Linked DNA regions of Mus musculus: all the other regions are linked to region 1. Evidence: chromatin loops called from intact Hi-C (ENCODE). Cell type or tissue: gastrocnemius. All regions are shown on one strand. Region 1 holds the start of Gm40112 (a long non-coding RNA gene). Region 2 has its middle 37 kb from the start of Gm40110. Region 3 has its middle 4.7 kb from the start of Casq2. Region 4 has its middle 16 kb from the start of Casq2. Region 5 has its middle 47 kb from the start of A230001M10Rik. Region 6 holds the start of Ngf (nerve growth factor). Region 7 has its middle 13 kb from the start of A230001M10Rik.

Region 1 (4,000 bases):
CTCCTTGTGCACCCCTCCTTGGCACACACTAACGTTGGTCTCCGGATGCAGCAGGTAAAACACCCCGCTGGCCTGGTAACCTGCCGTTTTAAGGAAGCCACAGACTTCAGGATCGAAAGGGATTGTAGAAGCCACAGGATCTCCTCCAGAGATGCTCAGTCAAACTCAGTGGCTTTCACGTCATAAAGGAGGCATCCTGCCCTTGTGAAATGGGCTTCACTGTTATTTTTTAAAGAATACTATGTGAACATTTAGCCTCATTCATAACAGCTACCCTTCACAGTGCTCCATGGGGCTTCCTGCTGGGAAACTACACTTAAATTCTCATGTTTCATTCTGAATATCTTTTTGGAGACAGTGGGGATTGTTCAAGGGTGACCAGGCACCCTTGAACAACTGGATAGTTGTTACACCATGTTCCTCACTTAACCCATACAATCCCAGAGTTCCCTGTGCTCCTGACTCAATAAAGTCTCACTTAAACAAGACTCTAACAACCAAGAATGGGAGACAATCAAAATGTTCTGGGATTTTTTTAAGATTATTAAAAAGCAATCAAATAATAAACCATAGGTATTTTTATAATCTTCTTTTCCCATGTTTCCCTTTGACCAAGGTAGAGCCTCCTCCTAAAACTCTCTCTTTGGCTGTTTCCAGCCTAGCAGGCTGGACCCCTCTCCACAATACCCACCCCACCAGCCTCCTGATTTAAAACAAAAAGGAAAAACAAACAACAAAAACACTAATCTTACTTAGTTCATGGCTTTTAAACTTCCTTTAGTCTCCCACTTCCCTGTCTCTGCCCTACAAACAAGTTCTAGGAATGCCCTTGGAATTAAATCATAAACTTTAACCCCGCGTCATGAGGTGAAGAGAGACAAAGCCCCCAACACAGCATCTTTCCTCTGCAGCCCCTTTGCTGACACTGATGTCCCAGTTGCCCACTCCCACCACCTGGATCATTCTGAGAATGGCCCTTTGCATAATCCCCAATGTCTCTAAAGAGAAGCACACAGTACTGAACGCAAGAATGTAAGTGTAGTTTCCCAGCTGGGCCCATGGACCATGAAGAGGGGCCGTTACGAATGAGGCTGAAGACTACAAGTGACACTTATTTCACATCTAGGCGTGTGCCGCGAGATGTGCACTGATGGATATGTGCCCTGGTCAAGGCTAAGCATTGCCTGGCAACCCTGGGAACATGTTCAATTTGAGGGTCTCTCAGGCAACCCCAACCCTCCTACCAAAAGCATATGTCCACTAACATAGCAAAGTAATGCCTCATGTTGCTCAGAAACATTAAAGCAGCAGGAAGGCTGGAACCCTCAAAGCTTGTCAATAATTAATATTCACTGATGATTTAAACCATTTCTGGTCAGAACTAAGAAGTGAGAAAGGGTCTGTATTTGCTGTAGCCAAACATTATGTGTGTCAAGCATGGCGTGAGAGAAGAGTACATAGAGAAAAAAGGATGCATCTGAAGAGACTGACAGGAGACCAGCAAGAAGCCAGGCTGCCAGATCCTGAGTGCCTCTGCCAGCCTCTCTCACAGCTGGTTGAGGAGCCTAGGAAGAGCACGGCGAGAGTGCCCTCTAGTGGAAGGACCCAGAGTTTGGCTCCCCTCTGCTCTGGGTTTAGCCTGGGTTTACATTTTCTGTAACTTCTTCACTCACTTATTCAGTAGGCACGGGTTGAATTCTCTTTGTGTGCTAAACGCCACGATGAACGCCAGGGAAACATATCACTAAGACTTGACCATCACTCCCAAGAGAGTTTCAACCAGGTGAGGAGATTGGACAACTCCTGGGAGGGGTGCATGCATGTGTGTGTGTCCCTGTATGTGTATGTATGAGTGCATGCATGCATGTGTGCACATATGTGAATGTAAGTAAGCGTGTGTGTGCACTTGCGCATGCATGTGTGTATGTGTGTGTTTGTGTGTGAGTGTAAGTGTGCATGTGTAAATGTGAATGTGTGCGTGTACGTGTGCATGTGTGTGCATGTATGCCTGTATGTGTGTCTATTGTGAGGCTGTGCAGAGGTGGTGAATCAGGAGGATCTGCCCGACAGATGTGACCCTCAAGCTGAGAAGACGTTTAGTTGACAGGCAAGTGGACTATAGGTGTGTCAGTCAAGACAGCTGGGGCTAAAGATGCTCTGACCCATCTGGGGAGAGAGAAGGTGAAAAGCCAGAAAAGGCTGAGAGGATAAGCCTATGGTTTCTCATTCCTTTAAACATGACAGGAAGCTAGACAAGCAGCGAGCTATTTTACAGATTCACGAATGCATTACTCTGATGGAAAGGGAACAGAAGTTGATCCTCAGGGAAACAAGACTGAAGGCCAACAGAAAATGAGGGTCTAAATTAGAACCAGGACAAGAAGCCGAATGGAGGAAGAGATGTGGTAGAGAGCAGGTCAGCAGGACTTGCTTACAGAGTGGGTGTGGCGAGGAGGCAGGAATGGGAAATTCTCAATCAAGTCCCAGCTCCAGCTTGTGGGGAGGGGGCGAGCTTGATGGTGTGTTACTCATTAAACCAGGGATGGGGAGAACGTATATGAGGAAGACGGTAAGTTCTATTTTGAATATGGGGAATTGGATGTGGCTAAGAGGAAAATTCTGGGAGGTAATTGGTAATTGACTGTTTAGTCTGCAGCCTGGGGAATTGATCTAAGGGTTGGCAGCAGTGTATGGCATGGGAAGGGAAATGGCCTTCCAAGGGAGCAGCCACCATAGAAAGAGAACAGCTGCGGGCAGGCTCTGAGGCAAAGCTCTCTGTTCAGAGTGGAGGCAGATGCCCTGAGAGCTGAGAATAACTGAGAAAGAGAGCCAGGTAGGCAACTCCTTAGCGGTTAACAATCCTCTTGGAACCATGAAGATTAAGAGTCATGTAACAAACTCAGCATGCGGTAGGCACGCACAGCTAGCTCCCTCCCCTACTGTAGTAACGTGGCTAGGAAATTCAATGTAACAGAGCCCCGACCCACAGTAGATCAGCTTGTGTGAAGGATAATGGATGTGGCTCCTCCCACTGATGGGAACAGTGAGGGGTCTGGGTCAGTACCTCATGTGTGCTCTCCACCGAGTGGGCACTGTTGACTGATGTCTTCTGTGTTCACTGAAGTTTAGGAACAGATTCTGACATTTAGATCCCAGTAACCTCAATGACCTCCCCTGACGCCCAACAAGGCTGAAAGATAGAGATGACTGGCATTTCCTATTTATAGATAAGCACATCAGATTAATGAACTAACCAGTACCCCGGAGCTCTTGACTCTAGCTGCATATGTATCAAAAGATGGCCTAGTTGGCCATCACTGGAAAGAGAGGCCCATTGGACACACAAACTTTATATGCCCCAGTACAGGGGAATGCCAGGGCCAAAAAAATGGGAATGGATGGGTAGGGAAGTTGGGGGGGAGGGTATGGGGGACTTTTGGGATAGCATTGGAAATGTAATTGAGGAAAATACGTAATAAGAAGAAGAAGAAGAAACACTATGAAAGGTGCCTAATACTCCTCAAAAAAGGGGGGGGCCTCTTTAAATCATGTCATCTCTAGGCTGTCCCTCTTGGGGAGTGAGGAAGGAATAGGAACACACACACACAGACACACACACAGAGAGATACACACACACACACCCACAAGCATGCACACACACACAGAAGATGGCAGCCACTCTTTGCCAAATCTCAGGGTTCCCCCCCCCCTCGGTTCTATAAGTGCCTCAGTTTTCCACTGGGAAATGGGACTAAAGGGTTCAGTACCTCCCTTCCTTCCTCCTATTAGGGTCATGTTGGAGGCTTCTGGAGCTGAAGGAGGATGTGAAGGCCCACACTGGCTGTCCAGTTAAATGGCAGGAAGGTGCAGCCCTTGCCCCTCACTCCCAGTAGATGGGTATACTGAGAAGTTAGATCAGTGGTTGGATGCCTGACACTCGCTGCAGTCACTTCTGAAGCTGAGGCCAAGTGGAAGTATTGGGAGCATGACAGTTATCCAC
Region 2 (4,000 bases), 360 kb before region 1:
ACTCCTAGAGGTTCTGGTTTAACAGGTGGGATGTGGCCTAGGATTTTAAAAGTTCTGTTGGTGGCATGTGCAGCCAACTTGGAGAATCACTGGCCTAACATGAAATCTGCGTTATGACTTGCCCCACGGAGGGCTTTGCCCAGCATTCCTCAGTGCTACCAAGAGGAGTGATTAGCCCCTCGCCACCACTCTCCCCACCTCATCTCACCTCACCTAAAATATACACTACACACTGATGAACATATAGGTTCTGCCTCCCACATATGAGCTGATGCAGGAGAGTGAGCATGCTCAGTTCATATTTTGGGGTGACCGTGACGAGAGAGCTCTGTCAAGTGTGAAAGGCATCTCGCTCCACAGGTCCCAGCATTGTATGCAGTGCTGGTAAAGGATAAGGGGAAATCCAGAAATGCCTTTGCTTGTGACCTAATATTTCTGGGGTAGTTTGAGGCTGGGACCCGACAGTGTTACCTGCTTCCAATGTTCTGCAGTTCAGCTTCTTCACGGTTGTCTTGTTCCAAGACCCTCTCTGCACAGCCTCAGGGAGCTGGTGTCTGTCAGTGCCTTGCAGCCTCTGTACACAAGAAGGTGTCAGAGCCACAGACGTCCTGTGGGTGGTCTCAGACAGCGAGAAGGCTTGTAGAACTCTCCCAGGCTGTATGTCTTGAGTTCTGGGGAGCCACACTGATGGCTCGGGCATTGGAGGATGGTAAGACAGAGTGGAGAAGGGTGAGTGCTGTCCACTCCACAGCAGTGGCTCAGGGACCCTTCCCTGCCTCTCTCATGCTCCCTCTCCTGCCGCTCTTTATGTCTATGGTTCCTCCCCTAGCAAGGGCAGGCAGAAAGTCAGGATGGATGTCCCTTAAGAAGTGCCTTCATATGGAAAGAAGACAGAATGCTAATCCTGGCCCATCTCCATCATAGTGGCAGCAGCAATTTGGACTGTGGGAAATGTTGACTTCTTCCCTGTGGTCCACCAGGAGCCCATTGTGTTGATGTTCAGGGTGGAGCTGAGAGACACTAGTGGTCGCTGCCTCCCAGTATGATCATTCCTCCCAGCAGATAGAAACACTTGAAGGGAAGGTCAGAGCTCCTCGGGACCCACCACTCTGAGGCAGTTTTCCATTCATTCATTCATTCGTTCATTCATTCATTCCGCAGCCATGTATTGGACATCTACTCCATTATGAATATATAAAAGCCATAGGTATTTAAAAATGACTTCTTTCTTATTTATTTATTTATTTATTTATTTATTTATTTATTTATTTATTTATTTCATGTGCTTGTATGTATAACATGTGAATGGAGCTGGCCACTGTTTACCTGTGGAGGTCAGAAGACAATTAGCGGCATTTGGTTCTTGCTTTCCACCCGGTGAGCCCAGGAATCAAACCCAGGTGGTCAGCCTTAGTGGCAGGTGTCTTTACACACTGGAATGCTTCACCAGCCTCTATCACTGTCTTTAATGATCTCAAGCAGTCAGTAGACAGACCAGAAATGCACAATGGGTGTTTCCTCTGAGCAGATAAACACAGTGTAGGACAGGAGAGGCAGTGCCATATGGAGCCTGTAGGTGGCAGTAGATGCCCACAGCAGTCTGTGGGGGTTTCAGGACACCTGGGGTCACTCACCACTCTGGCTTGGACTGGACAGAAAGAGGGCCCATATCTTCAGAGTGGCTCAGTGTTCTGTATTCTTGGAAAAACGTATGTTGGGCCCCATCTTGGACCCTGGACATCTTTCCTAGATATTTTCTCATCACCTTAGGTAGAGGGATGAAAAGAAACCTAGGGAATTCACAACATATTAAGCACTAGCAGTTATATACCAACCAATGTCCATACATTCAAACCCAAGGAACCCATCTCTAAGTTAAAATGCAATTCCAGGGTCAAGTTCAAACTCACTTTGGGATGGACTTTCTGGGCACAGAGAGGCCCTGTTCTCAGCTGCAGGTCTTTCCACTAAACCTCTACTGAACCTTCTTAGACTGTTTCAAAACAGGTTCTCTTCCTGCTCATACACTGGTGATGGCCCTTTCTGGATCACCCACAGGAGCCGGGTTCTTAGAAGTTCCCAAATGATGCCATAGTTTGCACACATTGTTTCACTAACCATAGGAAGTGGGCTGTGTTTCTATCTATGTTGTAGTAATGGTAAACTGAGACCTAGAGAAGTTAAGCAACTTGTCTATGCTTCTCGGGCTAGCTTCTGCTTGTTGTGCAAAACTCAAACCCAACCAATTCAACCATGGAAACCTGTGCTTACCTACTCTGCCGTGATGCTTTCCTAGTGGGGGTAACTGAGCACCCATCCCCCCTCCAATAATCAGTATGAGCTTCTTAGGGCAAGAAGCAAAAGTCATAGCTTCTGAGCTGACAAATACAATGTATTTCTTGGCTGTGAGACATTGGGAAAGTCAATTTACTTCTCTGAAAAGGAGCATAGCCCTGATACTGGATGTGAAGGCTGGATGATACTGCAGATGTGAAGGCTTAGACTATTAGGAGTTAGAAACCCCTGCACCCCCCTGCTACCCCTTCTCTATACAAGCTCACTTCTGAAAGTGTGGATTTCTGAAGGGAGACTGAAGAGACTGGAGCCTCAGAATACAGCAGGAGGCCCCAGTGAAACCTTCTGTTCCACTGAGGTTCTCTCTGCACCCACCAACATCCCGAAGCTGAGCCCTTCTCTTTTATAACCAGCACACATAACACAGTTGTGTTTCTGCCCTACCCCAATTTGTTATCATGGATTAAAAGGCAGGATTGGACGTGATAAATCTAATCCAAGTGACTAAGTGAAGAGGGTGGAACCATACCAGGTTCCTGGATGCAGAAACCGAGCCATTAGTCAGCATTCCATAGATGATTATCAAGTAGGAGGTGCACTATAGACCTGGGTGAAGATGTGTATCTTCTTTGGACATTGTTAACTAAAGCCACAGGCATGAATGAAATTAGCCAGGGAGAAAGTAACCAGCAAGAAGGCCATACACCATGGGATGGGGACAGAATTGAGTTGCTATAACAATGACGTCATCGTGTCATACCGTGTGCCATATGCCATGTGCTCACATGACTACTCAGCACTGTAGGTGACTTGCAGTGTCCTGGAGAGTGGCTTCACAACCTATCTCTCGTTATAGCAACTTAATTCTGTCCCCATCCCATGGAACCTGTATGTGAGGGGGTTCAGTATAGAAACTGCTGACATGACCAGTCCATGATACGGGTAAAGTTTTTATTGTGGATATAAGAGAAAAAAAAACAAAAAACAAAAACAGAGGCATCTGGAAGATTCCAGAGCATAAAGAAAGAAGCAGACTGGATATGGCCAGGGATAGGAAACTATAAGAATGGAAGACAATAGAGAAGATGGGGAGATGAAAAGAGAGCGAGAGAATGGGGGGGGAGACAGAGGCAGACAGACAGACAGACAGACTGACTGACTGACTGACTGATAGAGAGGAAGGGAGGGAGGGAGGGAGAAAGAGCGAGAGAGAGAGAGAGAGAGAGAGAGAGAGAGGTGGGAAGAAGGGAGGGAGGGAGGGAGAGCAAGAGAATAGTAAGAAAAAGAGAATAAGTGTAGAGAAGAAAGGTTTCTAAGGAAGGTGCGCAGCTGCAGTCAGGGAGAGGCAAGGAGACCGGTGCAGTGGCTAGCTTTTATGTAACAGTAAATCCTCTCATAGTCCAGATAGAGCTGGGCCTATACTCAAGTTTGGACAAGTCGCTGTAGAGCATCCTAGTTTCTGTTACAAGTTGACTGTTGTGAGGCTTCCTGGTATGTGTGTGTGTGGTTTTGTGTGTGTATATGAGTTTGCGCGTGTGTGCACGCGTGCGCACACACACACACACACACACACACACACACACACACACAAAAGAATGGATTTCCTAAGCTATCCTCAGTGATAATGAGGATAATTTTCTTACTCCTGTAGTGCCTGACTGAACAGTGCAAAGAGGGCTGAATGGGCAGTGACTCCAGACAGCTG
Region 3 (4,000 bases), 610 kb before region 1:
AAGAGCCTTAGAGAGGTCTCAGTCCTGTGGTCCTTCACCATCCCAACTCTGGCCCTGTCCCTCACATCTCTCTGTCATAAAAACCCCTCCTGGGGACATGGGCCACCAGGGATCTCCAGGCTGGGTTTGATCTCCTTATCTCAACACTAACTGGACCATACCTGCAAAGTCTCTTTGGCCCTGGAAGAAACAGTTCTCGGGTCTGAGTACTGAAACCTTGGTGTCTCGTGGGAGGGAGCCCCACTGAACTCCCTAGATCTGGACATGTCCACATCACCTCTGACACCGTTTTGTCCTCTCTGCTGCCCCTCTGACTCCATGACAAACTAACACTAATCTTTCCACTCCTTGTCTACAGCTTCTTCTTCTTCTTCTTTTTTTTTTTTTTTTTTTTTTTTTTTTTGAGATAGGGTTTCTCTGTATAGCCCTGGCTATCCTGGAACTCACTCTGTAGACCAGGCTGGCCTCGAACTCAGAAATCCGCCTGCCTGCCTCTGCCTCCCGAGTGCTGGGATTAAAGGCGTGAGCCACCACGCCCGGCTTGTCTACAGCTTCTTAAGAACTAAGTTTGTTCCTTCTGTTCTTCTGACCTCCCTCTCTCTGTCCCTCCTTCCGCTCTCCTTCCTCCTTTGCTTTGCTTCTTATTTTTCCTATTAAAGCCCCTGTTTTCTCTTTTTCTCCTGCCTTGTAAATTCTATGTTGTTTGAACTACTCCCTCTTTAGGAGACCAGGCAGGCTGCTCTCCTTATGCAGACCATTCAGAAGCCATCACAAGCCAGATAGAGACAGTAGAGCCTGCTCCTAGTGTCTGAGCCTCACAGCTGCATGGCAACAGGTGATTAACTGAACTTACTCAGCCTCAGTTTCTTCACCTGTGAAATGGAAGACTTGATACTCAGTTCAATGTATTTGAAATAAAACAGTGTAGAAATGTAATGAGCCCAGTGGCTGCCCCACAGCAAGCACTGAAAGCATTATCCTCGTGGCTGGATTGGTTTATATCAACTTGGCAGAAGCTATACTCATCTGAGAAGAGGGAACCTCAGTTGAGAAAATGCCTACAGAATATCAGGCTGTAAGCAAATATTTAGGGCATTTTCTTAGTTCCTTATGTGGGATCCCCCATCCGACCTGCAACCTATTGTGGGTGGTGCCATTTCTGGCCTGTTAGTCCAGGGTTCTATAAGAAGCCTGGCTGAGCAAGCCGTGAGGAGCAAGCAAGTAAGCAGCACCCCTCCATGGCCTCTGCATCAGCTCCCCCTCTCGGTTCCTGTCCTGTTTGAGTTTCTGCCCTGACTGACATCAGTGATGAACTACACTAAGGAAGAATAACTGATATAAACACTTTCCTCTCTAAACTGCTTTTGGTCTTGATGTTTCATCAGAGCCATAACTCTAAGTGTAACAGCGTCTTCCTCCTTCCTGAACTCTCAACGAAGAGAGTTTATTTGGTTGAGTATAAAAAGCCAGAGTCATGGATCAATCTCCATGTGGGCAGCCAGTTGTAGCTTTGTAGCAATTCTAGGCTTGTGTGAGGGACACAAGACCTCAGAGAAAGATGGTGGAGGACAGGGATAAGAGTTCCTCAGCTGGGTTCAAATCTGGGCTCTGCCAGTACTAGCTACACGGCCTCAAAAATATACTAAATCTCTCTGTCCCTCAGCTTGCCCATCTGTTAACTGGGAGGAGTAAAATGACCAGCTTCATAGAGATGCTAAAAGGAATACATTTGCAGTGCTTTTGAACAGGCCAGGCACAAAGTAACTCCACAATGCTACTTAATATATTGTTACCGAGCTCTGCTCTGGAACCATGCTCATGAATGCTGGTAACAGATGGTTCCCTGATCCAGTAACCTCAGGCCTATCTAAGAGGCTAGGAACCCCGGTGGGAGGGATGTTTCCAAGGAGAAGTGCCGCGTATCAGGAAGCGAATGGGAGGCCCAGTCTAGACCAACACCCTCCCCAAGGAAGTAACATTTGTTAAAAGCTGCATTGGGATCATGCTAGTGGAGCCTTAGGGCTTGTTGTCAGACTAACGTGGCTCTCTCTGTATTTGATTCCATTCGGAAGTTTCCAGATGCTGGGGAGGTCGAAAGGCTGCTAAGGGGCACCTGACATTCAGCGCTCTGAGGAAACATAGCCTCCGGGCAGCTACCACACCTGTGCTGGGTAAGCCATGCTGTGTGGGGATCTGCAGCTCTCCCCTAGGACAGCAGCTACCACAGCAAAGCCAGGGCAGGACAGGGGGTTCAAAGGCTTACACAGAGAAAGATGCCATATTCGGCTTGTCCACTGGGTGGAGTATTTTAGTCAAAGAAGAGTGCTGTGGAGGCAGTCAGTGTAGGAGAGAGGCAGGCTTGGGCCTGTCCTGAGTCTGGCCCCCTCAAAGAACCTCCTCTGAAGGGAATGCAGGCCTCTCTTCCTAAAGCCCAGTCCAGCCCAGGAGAGGCCCCAGGCCTGTCATCCTGGTGGAACTCAGAACCAAGGAGAAAATTTGAAAACCAGGAAAGGGCTCAAATCTGACTCTGTTTGTCACATGGAAATCTGAGTGCTAAGGACGAGTAAAAAGAGAGGGGACCTTCGCCTTTGCATGTAGGTATGACCTTTAAAAGTAGATGAGAATGTGTGTGTGTACAGGACAAATGTCTGTTCTCAGTATGTAACTGTCCTTGCAGGAAGGAAGTCTAGGGAGACACCCATGTCCCTTCCATCGTTTGGCTACCAAGAAACTGGAATTTCCACGGCAATCGAGTGCTGGGGGTTGGAGGGACAAGGTTAAGGTTGTCTGAGGGGAGACTTATCTCTCAGGAGTTCACACCATTCTGAGACTGGAGACAGACCATGGTGGTTCAGTGTCAGCCGGGACCTCTCTACCTTGACTAGGACTGCTTAGTCACACACAGCTCTTGGCCTCCCTTTAAACCTACATCTCAGGCCAGAGCCCCAGGGATGCACGAGACAGTGCCTGGACCCACTTACTAGCTTCTCTTCTGGTGTGGCCATATAGAGTAAATCTCCTTTCTCCGCTTTTCACTATTGTCTCCTTAATTGGCCTGTTGAGGACAAGTGACCATAGGCCTCTTCTTCTTCCTCTTCTCCTCCTCCTTCTTCTTTTGAGAACAGGTCTCACGTCTCGATCAATGGCATAGAGTTCATCATATAGACCAGGTTGCTCTTGAAGCTGCGATGATCCCCCTGCCTCTCCTCCCTCAACTTCTTTCTTGCATCAACTAGCCCATGGCCATCATGATTCTTCTGTCTTTCTTGACTGTTCTTGGGGGCATATTTCCTTGTGACATAGTGTATGATGTGAGTGCTCTCCTCATCAAGATATAAATTCATGAATCCAGGTCTACAGTGTGTCTATTCCCTATACCCAAAAGGAGGCCGATAGAAGATGTTTCAGAAAAATCTGTGTAATTGACCAGTAAAGAAAACACCCTGGCTTTGAGTCCCAGTTTACCCGTGAGGTGGATTATAGGGAAGATCAACCAGAATCATGTTCCTGGAATCATCTAGCCACCTTTCAAGACAGAACAAGTGGGAAGGGATGAGGTTGGGGGACTCTAGGTGTCCCATTCACAGAGGTAAGAAATAGAGGCTGTTAGAGAGCCACAGGCTTGTATTACAGTGTGACGGCGAACATTCTCTCTGTATTTGCTTGTTTATTTATCTATTCTTTCTTGCTCAAAATCAAAGGCAACAAAACTGAAAGCGCCTGTCATTCCTTGCACACATAACCAACCTCACAGGCTTCAGCAGACTTACACAGACCTATAGTGTGCTACATACCAGTTTGGGCAGCGTTGATGGGGACTGAAAGCTGATGTGAGGCATGAAGGTTGCTCTAGACGTGGCTGCAACATCCATGTTTATAAACCCCGTAAGGCTGGTGAATGGAACAAGAAGAGACACCAGGAAAACACGGAGGGAAGGCCGCTACCGTGTAGTGTCAGCCAGAAAAATGTGCTGCTCCCTACAGGGTGGACACGGGTTCA
Region 4 (4,000 bases), 620 kb before region 1:
TTCTTGTGTTTTGCTGTTCTCCAGCAATGTCAATCTGCCTTTATTTCCAGGTATTTTATTTGTTGTGTTTAGAAGTCCATTTTGCCTTGCTAGTGAGGACACATTACTCGCCACGTCGACACTTAATTTGAGCCACTCCAATAGCACCTCCGCCAACCCCCCTTCTTAGTTAAGACGATCATCAGTGTTTACAGACATTGCCGTGCGTAACAAGGTCAATGCATTTCTTGAAATGAATTCAGCCAAGACTGGGATATTTTCAATGTGTAGACACGGGTCACCCAGCTTAGTTCTGTCACCTTAGGAAAATCATTTAACTTCTGAGTTTATAGACTCCCATCTAGAAATGGTTGTGTAAGAATAAGATTAGCTAGCTGGGTAGGAATTTGCTGAATTCACAAACAGGTGGAGGAGGTATGTGGGATCTACTGTCTCTTCTCCAATCTCTCCAACCTCACCGCTGTGGAAGCTGGCTTTAGTTGTGAGTCAGAGGGAAGATTAGCAGTCCCTTTGCCCTCAGAAGGAGGGCTGAGGAATGTTTCTGGATACCGTGAACACTGGCCACACATTGCAAGATACAGTGGCTATTCTTGGAACCTTGCTGAGATGATGAAGTGGGGATATTAAGAGCCCACAGGTGTCAGAGGCCATGTCCCATGTCCCAGAACACCAGAAAGGCTTGCCTCACGCCTCACTGGATTATGTGCCCACACGTCCCTATGTAGATGGAAACTAAATCTCAGAACAACCTCTCCAAGAAGCTTGATCACCTTCGCTCCATCAGCCTGGTTGTCTTCCCTAACTCTGAGACAGTGTTGAGGGTTTGCTAGCACGGGAAAGCAGAAATAGGAGTCAAGGACCACGTTAGAATATAACTCAGGAAAGATGAATGGAGTAGGCATACCCCCAGATACTTCTCTGGGAACAACTAAGGACAGTGTTCTCCCCAGTCTATACTTAACCCACAGTCTGTCAGACAAGAAGACAGAGCTATAAAGAGCAACTGACTACACAACTGGGGTAGAGATGCAGGTTCTTGCACAAGAGTGAAGTGTGCCGCTTATCCAGGCAGTGTTGTGAGCAGCAGTGAGAGTCCTGCTACTCAAGTATTTACCAGAACCCAGAGTAGTGTCCACAGAGAGCGAACCTCAGTGGGCAGGCCGTGAGCTGCTTCTGTCTTGCCTGGGATGTCTCCAGTGACACTTTCGGACTGGATGATTTCTTCCTGTGTCCTATAAAACATTTACGGCACCCCCTAGATTGACCCACTCCAGTAGCACCTCCACCAACTTCCCTCCAGAGTTAAGACAATCAACCCTGTTTACAGACATTGCCAAAGGCCTCCAAGGGAAGCACGGGCAAAATTGTTCTTGAATGAGAGGCACCGATGGAGCCTTCTGGTTTTAAATCCAAAAGTGGTAACATTTGTAATGATTCCCAGGGCTGGAGCTTGGTGTGAAATGCAGAGATATCTCCAGTAAAATAACAAATTAATAATAGTAGTAGTAGTAATAACATGTATAGCTAACACGTACACTAATTTGTTTATGTCTGTGAAGCCACAAGGCATTATTTATATGTGCCCACCCCACACACTTAGCAGAGGCATACGGTGTGGCTCATCACACATGCTTGAGTCAGAGTCCCAGCTGCTGAGGTCCCAGCTCCATCTGTTACTGTGCGTGATGTCGGACAAAGAAATCCTGTCTCTGCACCTCACAGTCTTGGTCCATAATGTAGATGATGGCAGTGGCCACCTCACTGTGCATCTGTCACGCAGGCATCCCATTCATACATGGATATAGAGGGCTCAGCACCACCCTGGATGACGTCTCCGAAATATCTCATTAGAGTTAAGAAATAGTACCATCATCATATGAAGTTGGCTTTTGTGTTTTAGGAGTGAAGAGACAGTTCATATCTGTGTGTCGCTACTTTTCTGAAGTGTTTACAACTAGCGTAAAGCTTACCAAATCCAGCATTGAGACTGCTGAGCATGACGGGATTCAGAATCAACCAGAAGACATAGCGGTAGATGTGTCTATAAAGGACTTTCCAAGGAAGTTTAACTGAGGAGGAAAGGCCTACCCTGAAGTTGGGGGTAGCTATCTTATGAGCTTAGCATAGTTCTAAGCTTTTGGAACTATGAAAAACAAATCTCTGCGGCTTATGAGAATCTCAGGGAGTCAATAAAGAGGAGAAAGTGAGTAGAGAGCCCAGCATCTATCTCTCTCTCTGGTTCCTGACTGAAGATGACATGTTAGCTGTTGCCCAAGCTTCTGCCTCCATGTCTTCTTCCCTGCCATAAGGCACCCTCACACTGTTAGCGAAAATACCGCACCAGCTGGGAAACCCCATCTGCTCAAGCTTATGGAGAAAACTTCTGGCTGACACATCACACACACAGAGAGAGAGAGAGAGAGTGAGACAGACAGACAGACAGAGACAGCAACAGAGAGACAGACAGACAGACAGACAGACAGAGACAGAGACAGCAACAGAGAGACAGACAGAGACAGACAGACAGACAGACAGACAGACAGAGACAGAGACAGCAACAGAGAGACAGACAGAGACAGACAGACGGACAGACAGACAGAGAGAGAGACTATACACACCTTTCCTCCGCGAGTTGTTTCCCGTCAAGCATGTCGAGGTAGCAGTGAGACCAGTAACTGATACACTTTCCTATGATCTTTTAGCAATGATGAGTAGTTCAAGCTTTGGGAGGATTCACCCCACCCGTATCTGAAGGATTCAGGATGAGTCTATTGCCTGGGCTGGAGCTTTTAGAGATGACTGGAGAAGATGTTGCTGTAGTCTCTAGGAAGAAAATCACTACAGTTTCTTTTTTTTTTTCTTTTTCTTTTTTTTTTTGGTTTTTCGAGACAGGGTTTCTTTGTATAGCCCTGGCTGTCCTGGAACTCACTTTGTAGACCAGGCTGGCCTCAAACTCAGAAATCTGCCTGCCTCTGCCTCCCAAGTGCTGGGATTAAAGGCGTGTGCCACCACGCCCGGCTAATTGAGTGAAGAGCCCAGAAATTATGCAATCGCTATTCAACAACCAGATAGTCAATATTATGAGTTTAAGACAGGAGAAGGTAGAGCAGAGGGGACAAGGTTGTTGTTGGTGGTGAGAAGATTCATAGCATAGTGATTTGCGTGAGCAATGCCCCCATAGGCTCAGATGTTAGAACAGGTTGGTGGCACTGTTTGGTGAGGCTTAGGAGGGGCAGCCTTGCTGTAGGAAGTGTATCAGTTTTGATGGGCTTTGAATGCTGTCTTTTTCTTCTTGTTCACTTCTTCTGCTTCCTGCTCACCATTGTGGTTGAGAAGTGACCTCTCTTTGCTTCCTGTTCCTGCCGTCATGCCCGCTGCTTGCTGCCTCCGCTCTGTCATGATGGACTCTTATCCTGCTAGAACCATAGCCAAAGAAGCCCTTCCTCCTGTAAGGTGCCTTGGTCTTGGTGTTTAACATAGCAACAGAAAAGTAACCAAGACACAGCAACTCACAGCTGCTATCTCCAGGTTTTGCTGTCACATAATCTTATTTAAATATCTCTAGTTTTTCCCATTGCTTAAGAGTAGCCCAAAATACAAACAAACAAATAACACTCCTAAACTAAACTACTTGAAATAACTTTGACCAGCCAGAACGACAGTATGCTACTACACTCCTGACCCTCAGTGCTGTGGGGTTAGTGGTAAGGTTTTGAGGAATCAATTAGGTCTTGAAGGTATCAAGGTATTAATTACGTGTAGCCTTCATGAATTAGATTATTGTTCTTATAAAAGAGGCTGCAGGAAGCTCCTTCGGCCTTTCTATCATGTGCATGCAGTTAGAAGCCATCTTCTATGAAGCATGATGTAGGACCTCAGCGGCTGGCACCTTGATCTGGGACCTCTAAGCTTTTGGAACTATGAAAAATAAATTTCTGCTGCTTATAAACCATATTTTTTATAGTACTCTGTTATCGTAGTCACACTGACTGAGACTGAA
Region 5 (4,000 bases), 380 kb before region 1:
CAAATGGGCAAGCACCAATTCCTGTCTCTACTAATGATACTCTGTTATGCTTGCCTACAGGGATCTAGTATGGCTATCCATCCAGTAGCTGACTCAGACAAATACAGACACCACAGCCAAACAGTAGATGGAGCTCGGAGACTCTTATGGAAGAGCTGGGGGAAAGATTGAGGGCCCCGAAGGGGATTGGAATTTCACAGGAAGACCAACAGACTCAACTAACCTGGACCCTTGGGCTCTCAGAGATTAAACCACCAACCAAAGAACATACACAGGCTGGGCCTAGGCCTCACTGTTCACATGTAGCAGATGTGCAGCTTAGCCTTCATGTGGGTCTGGAACAACTGGAGGGGGATTGCTATCCCCAGAGCTGTTGCCTGTCATGGGCTGCCTTATCTGGCCTCAGTGGGGAGGGTTCATCTAGCCTGGAAGAGACTTGATGTATCAGGGTAAGGAGATACCTAGTGGGGTGCCCATCCTCTCAGAGGAGAAGAGGAGGAGGTATACAGGGGAGAATAGCAAAAGGGGGTGACCAGGAAGAGGGAGCAGTGAGTGGGTTGTAAAGTGAATAAATTTTTAAAAAAAGAAAAAGAAAATCATGGCATTTGTAGAGAAGAAAATACATGATTTTCAGCAAGGGAAAATGGAGAAGAAATACACACATGACTCTCTACCTATCCTTCAATAGACACAGGAAATTGTGTAAAATCTCTGTCTCTGTCTGTCTGTCTGTCTGTCTCTCTCTCTTTCTCTCTCTCTCTGTGTCTATAAATGATGCTTCTGAAATGGTTGGAATTTGGAATTTAAATTTTAAATTTTAATTTTAAATTTAAATTTTCTGAGACTCTTTGATGTAAACTAGATGACTTCTAAAATCCAAACTGACTTTGAATTTTGTGTGCGGTAATCAGAGCAAATGTGTACACCAAATAACATCAGGTCTGGCAAACCATGAGTAAAGAGGAATGCAGTAACTCGATACTTATGCTCTCGACCACCTCCATTGGCATTCAATAGTTTTCTGGGAAATTTAGGAACACATAGACTATTGAAGTGATGTATTCTGATAACACTCAGGAATACTTATTATCACGTTGCAGTGCTCATGTTGCGGTTTTGAAACACTTTATATTGAACAAACTTGATCTCAGTTCAAGGACAACTTGTTGGGATTTGAAAGCAAATCTTACCTCTTGAGAAGAATGAGAGAGACTTAAGGAGGTGTGGAGAGAATGCTGAACTGAATCCAACATCTCTCTGTAAATGTCTTTTTTCTTTTTAATTATTTACTTTATGTATGTGAGTACGCTGTAGCTGCCTTCAGACACACCAGAAGAGGGTATCAGATCCTATTACAGATAGTTGTGAGCCACCATGTGATTGTTGGCAATTGAACTCAGGACCTCTGGAAGAGGAGACAATACTCTTAGCCTCTGAGCTATCTCTCAAGCCCATAAATGTGTTTTAAAACAAATACTTCAGCCCTGTATATATGTCACAGTTTCTAGAATAATGGTTGAAATTGGAAAGTCTCATAAAATGTAGACTTAGCCAAAATAACCCTTCACTCTTCTATTTTTTTGTGTTCATGTATATGTATATATGTATGCATATATGTGTACATATGTGTATATATGTGTATGTATATGTATACATATATGCATGCATATACATCTCTATATAAAAATTTTAAAATTATTGTTTGCAATAAGTGCACTGCCTGAATGTGTGTATGTGTACCATAGGTATATACTGCACTTATTGATGTCAGAAGAGGGTATTGGATACCATGGAGTTACACACAGCTGTGAGCTGCCATGTAGGAGCTGAGAAACAGAGCCCCAGGTCATCTGTAAAAATAACTAACTCTATCAACCACAGAGCCAACTCTCCAACTCTGTTCTTCCATCTAAGTTTAGTCAGAGAGTAAGGATTCCCACTAGGAAAAATAGGCTCCTGGGATAGAGATATGACCTGAGAGTGACCCATCTCATTGCACTCTCGCTGACCGAAGTGGAAATCCCCAGGCCCTACTGTCCACAGCACTAGAGGTCCCTGTCCCAGCCCAAGGACAATGTAACCATGGCAATCCTTGGTGCCATCTAAAAGAAGTCAATCGCAGGGAGTGTAAGAAGAGGGTTAGGGCTGTTTGAGAATGGATGTTATCTGACTTCCCACAGATTTACATTCAGTTCAAAGCCCTGAGGACCCCTGTGTGAAAAACAGTGCATTAGGGAAAGAGGATGAGAAGAAACGAGGATTGGGTGGGAAAGGACATGGGCCAGGGAAGAGAGAGCAGAGGCAAGAGGAGCCGTGGAGACTGGGAAGTCCAAAAGAGGCAAAGGCTTTCTGTGGGGTTAACGTTCCTTGCGGGACCTTGGTCGGCTCCAAGCGTGCTCCGCCCCTAGGTGGTGCTGTGTAGTCAGCAAGAGCAGGAAACAACCATTGTTGGAAGCAAGATATTTCTCTTTGATACGAGGGCTGGCTGGACTCTGCTCTCCCATACTACTCTAGATGAACCCAGGAGTTGGTCCCTGTCTGCCTCCATTCTCCTTACTCTTATCCCATCCTCTAGGAACTTTCTGGATACTGCGTCCTGGATGCTCTCAAGAAATCCATTAAATGGGCAGTGTTACCTTTTATTATCTTTTATCCGTAGATGAAAATAACGTGCCCGAAACTCGGAGTGAGAAGCTCAAAGTTTCTCTGCCCGGAGAAGGTTTAAATTCAGATCTGGGGACAATTTACGAGCCTACGGGGTTAGCTCATGCTGGACTCCCGAAGGCCACCTCTGGGACTCTGAACCTCGCTGGTGTATCTTTCCTGCGGGCTTACATGGGGCCAGCCTGGCGGCCACCTGGCTCTCTATCAATCAAGCAGCCTTGATGGAGCGGGGACCACATTGTGTACAGAGCCCTGCCCCAGCCCTTGGCAGAGGGAGTCACAGGTGGCTTGTCAGGAGGGAGGTGGATTACTGTGAGTCATTCCTTCCCCAAGGAACCTATGGCAGATTCCTTGCTCATTGGTCACTAGGGTGACACAGCTGAGTGTGAGTAACCAGAGAGGGGGAGGGGCAAAAGGGAAGAAGAGCGGGAACTCTCTAAATCATCGCAGCTGTGAGGCATCCTAAAACAAGGAAGGTTTCTTTTCCAGTTCAATTTAAACCTGTCAAGACCTGTGGACGTTACAGGCCAATGACCCAAGAAGTAAATGGAATTTTTATATAATTATTAATTGGCACCGAAATTGTACAAATTCCGAATTAAAAAATATATATTAGTCAATGTTATTAGGGTGTAACAGTAATCTTTAAAAAGAAAACATAGCTGTAGAGAGCATTGACGAATGTATTCCACATTGGGGGTGGTGAAAAGCAGAAAGGAAGAGGAAACAGAAGCAGAGGAAAAGAAGGGAGAGAAAAGAGAAAGGAAAAAATCTGCCCTGGGGGTCCCACTGGGCTATGTGTCTGGCCCTGGGACCTCTGGCCTCTGCTTTGTCTATTTCTCCTCTACATGGCTACAGGTTTTCTCTCTCTGCATTCATATTTTGCCAGGTGCTTAACATAGAGGCAGACACACAAGACTTCTAAAAGGCACTTGCCTATCAACACTGCTATCAAACTTGCAGGGAAAGAAAACAGGATTCAAAGGTGTATTATTTTTCCCCATGCTTACTGGCAGCAAGCATAGTGATTTTTCACTGTGCTTTAAAAAAAAAAAAAGATTGATTGGTTAATTATCAATTCAGGTTATAACCTGCACCAAGCACTTCTTTAGACAGTTACTAAGTGGCTGAGTGAGTTTTCTGGAGTTGAGTAGATATGGGATAGAGGCAAGCCAACTGCAAGTTTGATAGCAGTGTTGATAGGCAAGTGCCTTTTAGAAGTCTTGTGTGTCTGCCTCTATGTTAAGCACCTGGCAAGTTGCAGAAGTAATAAAGAAAGAATTAAGGAGAAAAACGAGATCGAGATGATATATAATTATGCTTCCTTACCTTTAAG
Region 6 (4,000 bases), 220 kb before region 1:
AGGTGGCAGCCATCTCCCAGTACACAGCAGAGTAAACTCGGTAAATGATGATTGCTGTTTATATATTCATACTTGGTTAAGATCCTTCAAATTCAGGGACAGAAACAGATCTAGTTAGAGCTAGCAATGAACTTTTATCAAGACGTGTAAATATGAACAACAATTTGGGGGCAGGACAGCTGGGCTTAGATCTTACTCACTTTGCTTTTTAAAATTTCTTCTTTTGGAAAAAACACAAGTGATTGAAATCCTTCTGTCCTTCAAGGTGACACCACAAGGACACAAACAAAAGCTCAGCTTGTGTCATTTGTAGTTCCACCCCTGAATGCACAGGTAGTTATTATTTGAGCTTGTGCTTTAAAAAAAATACAGTGTTATATGTGAAATGATTAATGGAGAAATGTATCCTATTATCTGGTAATTGTTAGTTTTTCATTAACAGTGATAAGTTTCCTCACAGAGCATCATGGCCATGATGTCAGCTCTGTTTTCTGCTATTCTGGTGTTGCCTGGTCTCTCACCTTTACTCCTAATGTGTGTTCATCCACCAGCCTGGACCTCACAGAGCATTAACAAGGAAAAAAAAAGTTCACTCTCTTCTTCCTTCATCCTCCCCAGAGTACCTGAAATGGCATGATGGTAGGTGTGGGGACAAAGTCAAAGTCAAAGGGAAGTTGAAATTCAGAGGACTGGAAATACATCAATAGGTCCTCTCCTTCCCACGTGACCTTCAATGGGGAAAAAGGACCACCTGGGCCTCACTCCATCCCAACTTCATGGAGCATGATTCTTGCCTAGACTAAGGTGTCACCTTCGTACCTTACCTTCCCTCTGTCACTCACTTTCCTGCATCCATTCCTTCCTGTGGCATTCATGAAGGTGGGGGTGGGGCATAGAACATGTCTTTCCGAAGGAAGTAAGTCATTTCACACAAGTGTGTGTGTGTGTGTGTTCATTTCCAAAATCCATAGAATTTTATTACAATTGTTAGTGCACATTTGGTGAAAAAGCTGACTTAGGGCATATTTCTCCCTTGAAGCTGAGGTGTAAACACCATAGAGGAAGGGGAGGTCAAACGGGGAAGACCCCATCAGCTCCTGAATCTATCAGATCCAAGACATTCTGGAGGGCCAACTGAGGACCCCCCACCATAAGTAAGTAGACAAAAGAGGTGAGAGAGAATTGAGGTGAGCCCTGGGGTGGTGCAGAAGGCCTGGCTTTCTCCTGGGTCTGTGTTTACTGACTCCTAAAAACCGACAGAAGCCCTAGGACCCCAGATCTAGAAACACGCAGGGAGCACATACAGACACAGTTCCATCTACAGTTTCCAAGGGACCAGCTCTCCTGGGAGGCCCCTGCAATGCCAGTGCTAAGGCTGGCAGTGGGAGTGGGAGTTGGGGTAATCTGAACACCTAAGGTCCTCTTCCTTTGACCTCAGGCAGATATACCTCTGTCTTGACATTCTAGTTAATTCTGCTTCTGCCTGGTTTCAGAGCAACCCCTGGCACTGGCCAATCCAGGAGTTTCCGGTGTTGTGGGTGTTCTCAGTGTTCCTTCAGCTCTCAGATTTGCAGAGATAGCAACACCTGATATCCTGGCCACCAAAGAAGACTAAGTCACCCCAGGAGGCTAGCAAGGCAGTGAGCCAGGGGAAGAGGTAAAGGGACTCCAACTCAGCCAATCAACTCAGCCCTGCTCAGCCTGTCTGCCCATTGGTGTTTGGAGCCAGCTACCTTGCCTGGTGCCCTAGAAAATCTCTCTCTGCATCTGTGACCTCCCCCCACCATGCATTTTCATCTAAACCAGGGGTTTTGAATTCTTCCCTGACTGGCTTTTCCTGGCTATGTCCCATCAACTCGGGAGCTATCCATCCCTTGTCCCCAGGACCCTTACAACCCGGACCCCTGGGTCTAGTCACAGCAGGTGCGGGCTGGGATTGGAGTTGGCCAGAGAGGGAGGGGTCGGGTGAGTGGGGGGCAGGATTTGGAGAGGGTGTGACGAGCCTGGAGGAGGGGCTAAATACAGTCAGGAAGCCTGTTAAAGAAGCTCTGTGCTCCAGCACGGCAGAGAGCGCCTGGAGCCGGAGGGGAGCGCATCGGTGAGTCAGGCTTCTCTGAGCCGAGCCCCGATACGGGTGCAACGCGGTGCGGCGGACTGGGGTTGCCGGGCTCCCTGGGACGGTGTGCTTGGATCCCTGTCTAGCTAGATCTTTGTGGGCTGAAGCGCACCCTTGAAAGAACTGTCCCGAGTAGATGTAGGAACACGAGATCGTGGGCACGCAAGGGAAGCGAAGGGAGTGAGGGTCTCCCTGGTCGTGAAATTCCCTGTTCCTGGATGACCAGAAGTACCAAAGTCAACACTGGCGCCTGCAGAAGCTGCATTGCCCAGCCTGAGCTCTCAGGCTAGAAGGGGACAGCGCTCAAGAGAGCCTGGAGTGAGGGATGCGCGCGCTGCGAGCGCGCTGGGGTGGCGGAACAGTAGCCCGCGCGCGGTAGAGGGCGAGTGCACAGCACGCCGACTGGGCAGTGCTCACAGACCCAAGAGCGCCTCTCTGCTCCTAGGTAAGAGGACTGTCAGCCAGGGTGATCTAGACTCGGTGTTTGTAGCAGGGTTCAGAGTGTAATATTGTGGGTACCAAGGGTTGATTCTGGAAGCTTGGGTTCCAAGTGCCGAGCACCAGGGTCCTCGGTGGGGCCTGCTGGGCATCCCAAGGCATAGCCTTACTGCTTGGGTCACCCAGTACATTCAGCTGTCTGCTGCCAGGTGTGGCAGAGGCTGGCACCCGGGATTGGGAAGGGCAGCGGTCGCTCTTGGGTTCAGGCAGAGAAGCTGCAGGGGAGGGAGAGAGGATTCTGGGGTCAGGGTGTTGAAACTTGAATCCAATGTAAACATAAGGCGTCTTTAGCACCGTTTGATTACAATGCTCTTGCTTTCCTAAAACTTTCTGAGATTCATAAGGAAGGTGATTTTTGGCTTGACCTTTCTCATCAGGTTTACTTCAGAGAGTCAAGAAGAGCCTGCTTGTTAGGCTGGTTTTTCCAAGTTGTTCCAGACTGGAAATTGTGCAGTTTGAAGGATAATTTATGGGTCTTTCGTGCGTTAAAGTGTATTACTACGAAGTCTTTTGGGTGCTGTGGGTATTAAGGAAAACTCAGTGCACGTTCCCAGCTGCAGACCAAAAATACTGCTCTCCTGGGTGCCTCTGCCCCCATCTATCATGGGAGGCCAATGGAAACCCTGGAGAAAAGCCATTTGATGTATTGCCCCCATCCTCCCAGAGTCCTCTCTGGCAGTACCAGTCTACTCTCCCCATAGGCATGGCCAGCTGAACTTTGCAAACTCAGAACTAGCCACAGAGGTCCCATCCATAACGTCTCCTCAGGGTCTCGAACTCCTGAAACTCAGTTATAACTGATGAAAAGGGCTGCCTGCCCCTCTCCCAGCAGTTCAGAGGGCAGTGCAGTCGCCCTTACCACCCTGCTTGGCCAGTGTAACAGTTCTCTACCAAATGAAACTTCCCCTCTCTCCAGAGTCACGGGCCACATTCGGTTTTCGTCTGCTGAGTAAGCCATGTGTCAGCCTGGCAACCTGAATTACTAACTCATCATAGATGGTATTCCCAGAGGTTCACAGGGGACACGCAGCTGGAGGAGAATGTGGTCTGGGGGATGAGGCCAGCATGGCTGGTAATGACATGCAGAAGACTTGACTGTCCCTTGTGCTGGGTCCTTGAAAGAGGATGGGGTTAATGACACATCTCTGCACTTTCCCTCATCCCAAGAAAATGTTAAGGGTCCCAGGTGTCAGAGGTCAGGGTCTCTGTGGTGTGGGACACATGATTTGACAGACTATCACAGTGACTCAGAAGGTTTAATAGTCAGCCAAACTCACTGTCATGCCTGGATAGCCACCTGCATATCAAAAAGTTTGCAGAGCTGAGTTTGTTCAGGACAGTCATCCTCATGCTGGTGGCTCTCAGTTCTTTCCTTTTAATCTTTAG
Region 7 (4,000 bases), 440 kb before region 1:
AATGAAGCCCATGGTGAAGACTGGTGAATATTTCTCTGCTGGTCAATTCGCTTTACATAGACAGGATTTGCTAGAAATATGAAAACCTAGAAATGCTGGTTTTTTCAGAAAAAAGAAAATCTTTTATTTTCATGTGGAGCCTTTTTAGCTCAGATAACTCCATGGGCCTTAAAGTCTATTTTGATGATTTTAATATATCATTACATACTTCCTGCTGGTGAACATTTGTCTGGAGTGTTTTAAAATTTAATTTAGTGTTATTATTTGTGTGTGTGTGTGTGTGTGTGTGTGTGTGTGTGTGAGATGGTCAGGGGGCTGTGTACATGCCACAGTGCATGTGTGGAAGGCACAGGGCAACTTGACTTTGTGGAATTGCTTCTATCCTTCCACATTTATGTTGGTTCTAAGAATCGAACTTGGGTCCCCAAGCTTGCCTGGAATACTCTTTTCCAGGTTTTTCGTTCAGTATTCCCTTAGTGCTTACCTGCCTTTGAAATGACACCTACATGAATTCAAACAAACAAACAAACAAACAAACAAGCCAGACTAGTCCGACAGTCTTGGCCATATGATGAGAGCTTTAAAGGCTTTCACAGACACTGCCATTACTGCTACGGTGTTTTCTCGTATCTTCTTTCTTGTGTTAAGCACTGTCTTGCTGTATTTCCTCACCTTGCTAGTGTAAAAGTTGTTCAGACATTTTCTCACAATGTAGTTTACTCTGCAAACAAGCTCAGGGCTCTCTCTCTCTCTCTCTCTCTCTCTCTCTCTCTTGTTCTCTCACTCGCTCTCTCTCCCTGCCCACCCCTCTCCCAATCTCAGTGCTAGAAACATAGGCAAATAACAGTAGTGGAGTGACTACCAAAGATGAGGGAGCACTAAGATGAGTGCTCCAAGTGCCTGGTGCTCTGTGGGAGGACTAACACTCATGGTGAAAGTTGCTAATATTTTGGTTTTTTTCAAGACAAGATTTCACTGTATAGCTTTGTCTGTCCAGGAATTTGCTCTGTAGACCAGGCTGGCCTCAGACTCAGAGGTCCACTTTCCTTTGACTCCTGGGTGCTGGGAATGAAGGCATGCACCACCACTGCCAGGCTCCTTTCTAATGTTTTTATTAGTATGTATTAATCATAAATAAGAGTGGGTACAGTGACATGACCATACCTGTCTTATATTTCTTCTATCACTCACCCAAATCCCCACTAGCCTTTAGTATTCTCTTCTAGCTCCCCCAATCTCCCTCTTCATTCTATCCAGCCCACTTCTTTGTTATTTTAATACTGGGGGACACATTGTGCCATGGCATGATTGTAGAAGTCAGAGGACAACCACAGGTCGCTCCTTGCCCTTCAACTTGCTTGTAACGAATCCCTCAGCCTAGTTCCAAGCGTTGGGGACATTATCCTGTCCCCATTCTCCCACCTCGCCATAGGAGTGCTGGGGTCACATATGTGTGCCACTGTGTGCAGGTTCTTTACCTCCAAACCTCAGGTGGTAGGGTTTGTACATAGACCACTGGACCACCTCCCTCCCCACCCCCTTCCCCTTTTTACTTTTGTGTCTGGGTGTCCATGTCTGTATCTGTGTTCATGGCTGGGGGAGGGGTGGGAAGAAGAAAGAGAGAGAGGGAGGGAGGGAGGGAGGGAGGGAGAGAGAGAGAGAGAGAGAGAGAGAGAGAGAACCCTGAGCCATTGCCTCCTCCTAGCAAATCTATTCCTATGCCTATGACATTGTCTTGGTTCATTTTGGAGAACCCTAGGTAGTACAAGGCTTATGTAGACATTAGGGCTGAGATACTAAGATTAAAATTCAGAAGTGGCTATGTTAACTTGTACATGTATTTCCAGATCAAATTCAGGAGATTTTCCCCCCTAAAGATAAAGGTGTAGAAAGAGTCACCATGTGTCTCAAAATCAGGTGAATTTTGTGCTGTGTCTCAGAACGGCTCACTTAGGAGAGTCAGTCCTTCATTTGTGGTCCTCACCATATGCTCCTGAGACCTGAAATGTTTTCTAGAAAAACACATTGGAGCTTTGTGTAGCTTAGTGGAACAGCACTTGATTAGTGCGCACAAGGCCCTAGGCTTGATCTTTAGCACTTGTATGTTTGAAGAACCACACACTTAGATTCCATACCAGGCAGTTAAATGCCCCATCCGAAGCTCAGCTCATTTCTAGCAAGCATTTCAAGCAATCTTCACACACAGACGGTTCTGTGACAGCCATCAGGCCAAGCAGTGGCACGTCTTCTACACCAGATGGCACCACAAACCCAGTCTAGAATTAGCTGTCCACTCAGCTTTTTTTCTGCTTGCTTCTCTTATTAGGGAAGAGAAAGTCGCAGCTAAGCCCAAGGCACAGTCATTCTGCTAACAGTCTGCTAGTGAAAGGCCTCCCCGGAAGAGGCTAAGGTTATTGGCACAGACAGGTGAGGACTATTCTCTTCTGAGTGACCACCTGGGACCACACTTTAGTCCAGCCCGCAGTTCGGGTGAGGAGTCCTATGAAACACTGAAGACTCAGTCAGAGGCAGACTTGTGCAGAGCACAGAGAGACTGCACCCTTCCAAACCACTGTCCCTCCTGGTCAGTGTTCACTTCTCCCCATCAGAGCCAGGTACAAGTATGTTGACGCTCCATCCCCGCAGAGCCAGGTATCCCTGTATCCTCTTCCCCAGAAGCAACCCCTCTATGTGGTTTGAATGAGCTATGTCCCTCCCCCCAATAGCCTCACTTGGTGGTGCAGTTTGGGGAGGTCTGGATGGGGGAGGGAGGCCCTGCTGGAGGCTGTTTTGAGAGTTTTTAGCCTCGCCCTACTTCCCATTCACCCTCTCTGCTTCATGTTTGCAGCTAAGATGGGATGTCTCTGCTGCCTGCTGCAGCCACCTGCTGACACGCCTGGCCCACCATTATGGACTCTCCCTCTGGCTCCCTAAGCCCAAATAAACTCTTTCTTCTATAAGCTGCTCTTGGTAATGATGTTTTATCACAGCAACAAAAAAGCAACCAATATAGCATCCTTCTTCCTTTCCTAGGATAATTGCTGGTGTTGCACTGGGCCCCAGCATCCGAGTGCCATCATCCAGACTCCATCATCTGGGCTCTAGCATCTAGGCTCCATCATCCTGGCCCCAGCATCTGGGCTTCTATTGTTCCCTGTATCTAGGCCCATGCATTCTTCCTTGCTTCTTGTAGAAGCAGGAACCACACATCTCTGCACTCTCCGCCTTCACCCTCAGGCTCAGGCTCAGGCTCAGAGTTTTACACTCAGGTCATTTCTGCAGTGTTCACTTTCACCCATCTTTGTCTCTGTCATCCCCATGCCCTTTGGTGTGTATTTTCTGCTATTGGATTTTTACAAAATAGATAATTTTTAAACTCTATGTACATGGGTGCTTTTCTTGCACATATGTATGTTCAGTTCCCCAAGAAGCCAGAAGAGGGAGTCAGATCCTCTGGAACTGGAGTTATAGCCAGTTGGGAACTGCCATGTGGGTGCTGAGAACAGAGCTCAGGTCCCACACAAGAGCAACAGCATCCTTACCTGCTGAGTCCTTTCTCTAGTCTCAGCCCTTAGGTCTTAATGCACTGCTATCCAAGTCTTACCTTTTAGCCCAGCATTAATAACTCTCACTTCTATGGCTTAATGTCTGTACTGCTGACATTATTCCTGGAAGAAAAGATGTCTGGAACTCCTCAGGTTGATGGAAAGGACAGGGAGTGAAGAAGACAGGGTGTCACAAGCTGGGGAGCGCAGGGAGCATGAACCCATGGGAGACAAGGGTCACCTAAGCATGTTGACTGTGGAGTTGCATCGGAGGATAGGAGAGTGGACAAGATCAGGGAAACCAATGGGTAATGATTCCTGGTGATGTTAGTAACAGAGAAGAGACAATTACTGTCAGTCTTGGGACGCTTTCTGTTGTCATAACAAAATACCAGGGGGTGGGTACTTTGTTTTAAAAAGAGGCTTCTCTATCTCACAGTTTTGGAGATTCAAGA

The links. A loop is a pair of places that touch in the nucleus more often than their neighbours do. Peaks named below come from ENCODE experiments on the same cell type or tissue, not always from the same donor. Only the 100,000 strongest peaks of a DNase experiment are listed, where the experiment ranks them.
Region 2: a loop joins it to region 1, with 11 times the contacts of the local background. A loop is called at or near these places in 23 of 42 quality-filtered maps.
Region 3: a loop joins it to region 1, with 3 times the contacts of the local background. A loop is called at or near these places in 17 of 42 quality-filtered maps.
Region 4: a loop joins it to region 1, with 2.8 times the contacts of the local background. A loop is called at or near these places in 17 of 42 quality-filtered maps.
Region 5: it touches region 1 in a loop (9-fold over the local background); 16 of 42 quality-filtered maps call a loop at or near these places.
Region 6: a loop joins it to region 1, with 4 times the contacts of the local background. A loop is called at or near these places in 15 of 42 quality-filtered maps.
Region 7: a loop joins it to region 1, with 16 times the contacts of the local background. A loop is called at or near these places in 21 of 42 quality-filtered maps.

The regions. Positions count from the first base shown.
Region 1 is chr3:102,690,427-102,694,426 of GRCm38, forward strand. It overlaps Gm40112 (a long non-coding RNA gene), which reads left to right and starts at 3,887. Exons shown (of 3, transcript XR_867534.3): 1 at 3,887-4,000. In gastrocnemius, a CTCF peak has its summit at 1,598 (motif pointing left); a DNase peak (open chromatin) is centred at 1,553.
Region 2 is chr3:102,333,797-102,337,796 of GRCm38, forward strand. No RefSeq gene overlaps it. Among named protein-coding and RNA genes, the nearest start is that of Gm40110, 37 kb to the right of the region's middle. In gastrocnemius, a CTCF peak has its summit at 1,577 (motif pointing right); a DNase peak (open chromatin) is centred at 1,570.
Region 3 is chr3:102,079,755-102,083,754 of GRCm38, forward strand. No RefSeq gene overlaps it. Among named protein-coding and RNA genes, the nearest start is that of Casq2, 4.7 kb to the right of the region's middle. In gastrocnemius, a CTCF peak has its summit at 2,298; a DNase peak (open chromatin) is centred at 2,296.
Region 4 is chr3:102,068,894-102,072,893 of GRCm38, forward strand. No RefSeq gene overlaps it. Among named protein-coding and RNA genes, the nearest start is that of Casq2, 16 kb to the right of the region's middle. In gastrocnemius, no CTCF peak of the experiment used is centred here; DNase peaks (open chromatin) are centred at 1,657 and 2,343.
Region 5 is chr3:102,307,516-102,311,515 of GRCm38, forward strand. No RefSeq gene overlaps it. Among named protein-coding and RNA genes, the nearest start is that of A230001M10Rik, 47 kb to the left of the region's middle. In gastrocnemius, a CTCF peak has its summit at 2,402; DNase peaks (open chromatin) are centred at 2,409 and 2,924.
Region 6 is chr3:102,467,863-102,471,862 of GRCm38, forward strand. Ngf (nerve growth factor) reads left to right here and starts at 2,057. Exons shown (of 3, transcript NM_001112698.2): 1 at 2,057-2,098. In gastrocnemius, no CTCF peak of the experiment used is centred here; DNase peaks (open chromatin) are centred at 1,980 and 2,496; H3K4me3 peaks cover 2,007 bases; H3K27ac peaks cover 1,954 bases.
Region 7 is chr3:102,247,306-102,251,305 of GRCm38, forward strand. No RefSeq gene overlaps it. Among named protein-coding and RNA genes, the nearest start is that of A230001M10Rik, 13 kb to the right of the region's middle. In gastrocnemius, a CTCF peak has its summit at 2,254 (motif pointing right); a DNase peak (open chromatin) is centred at 2,249.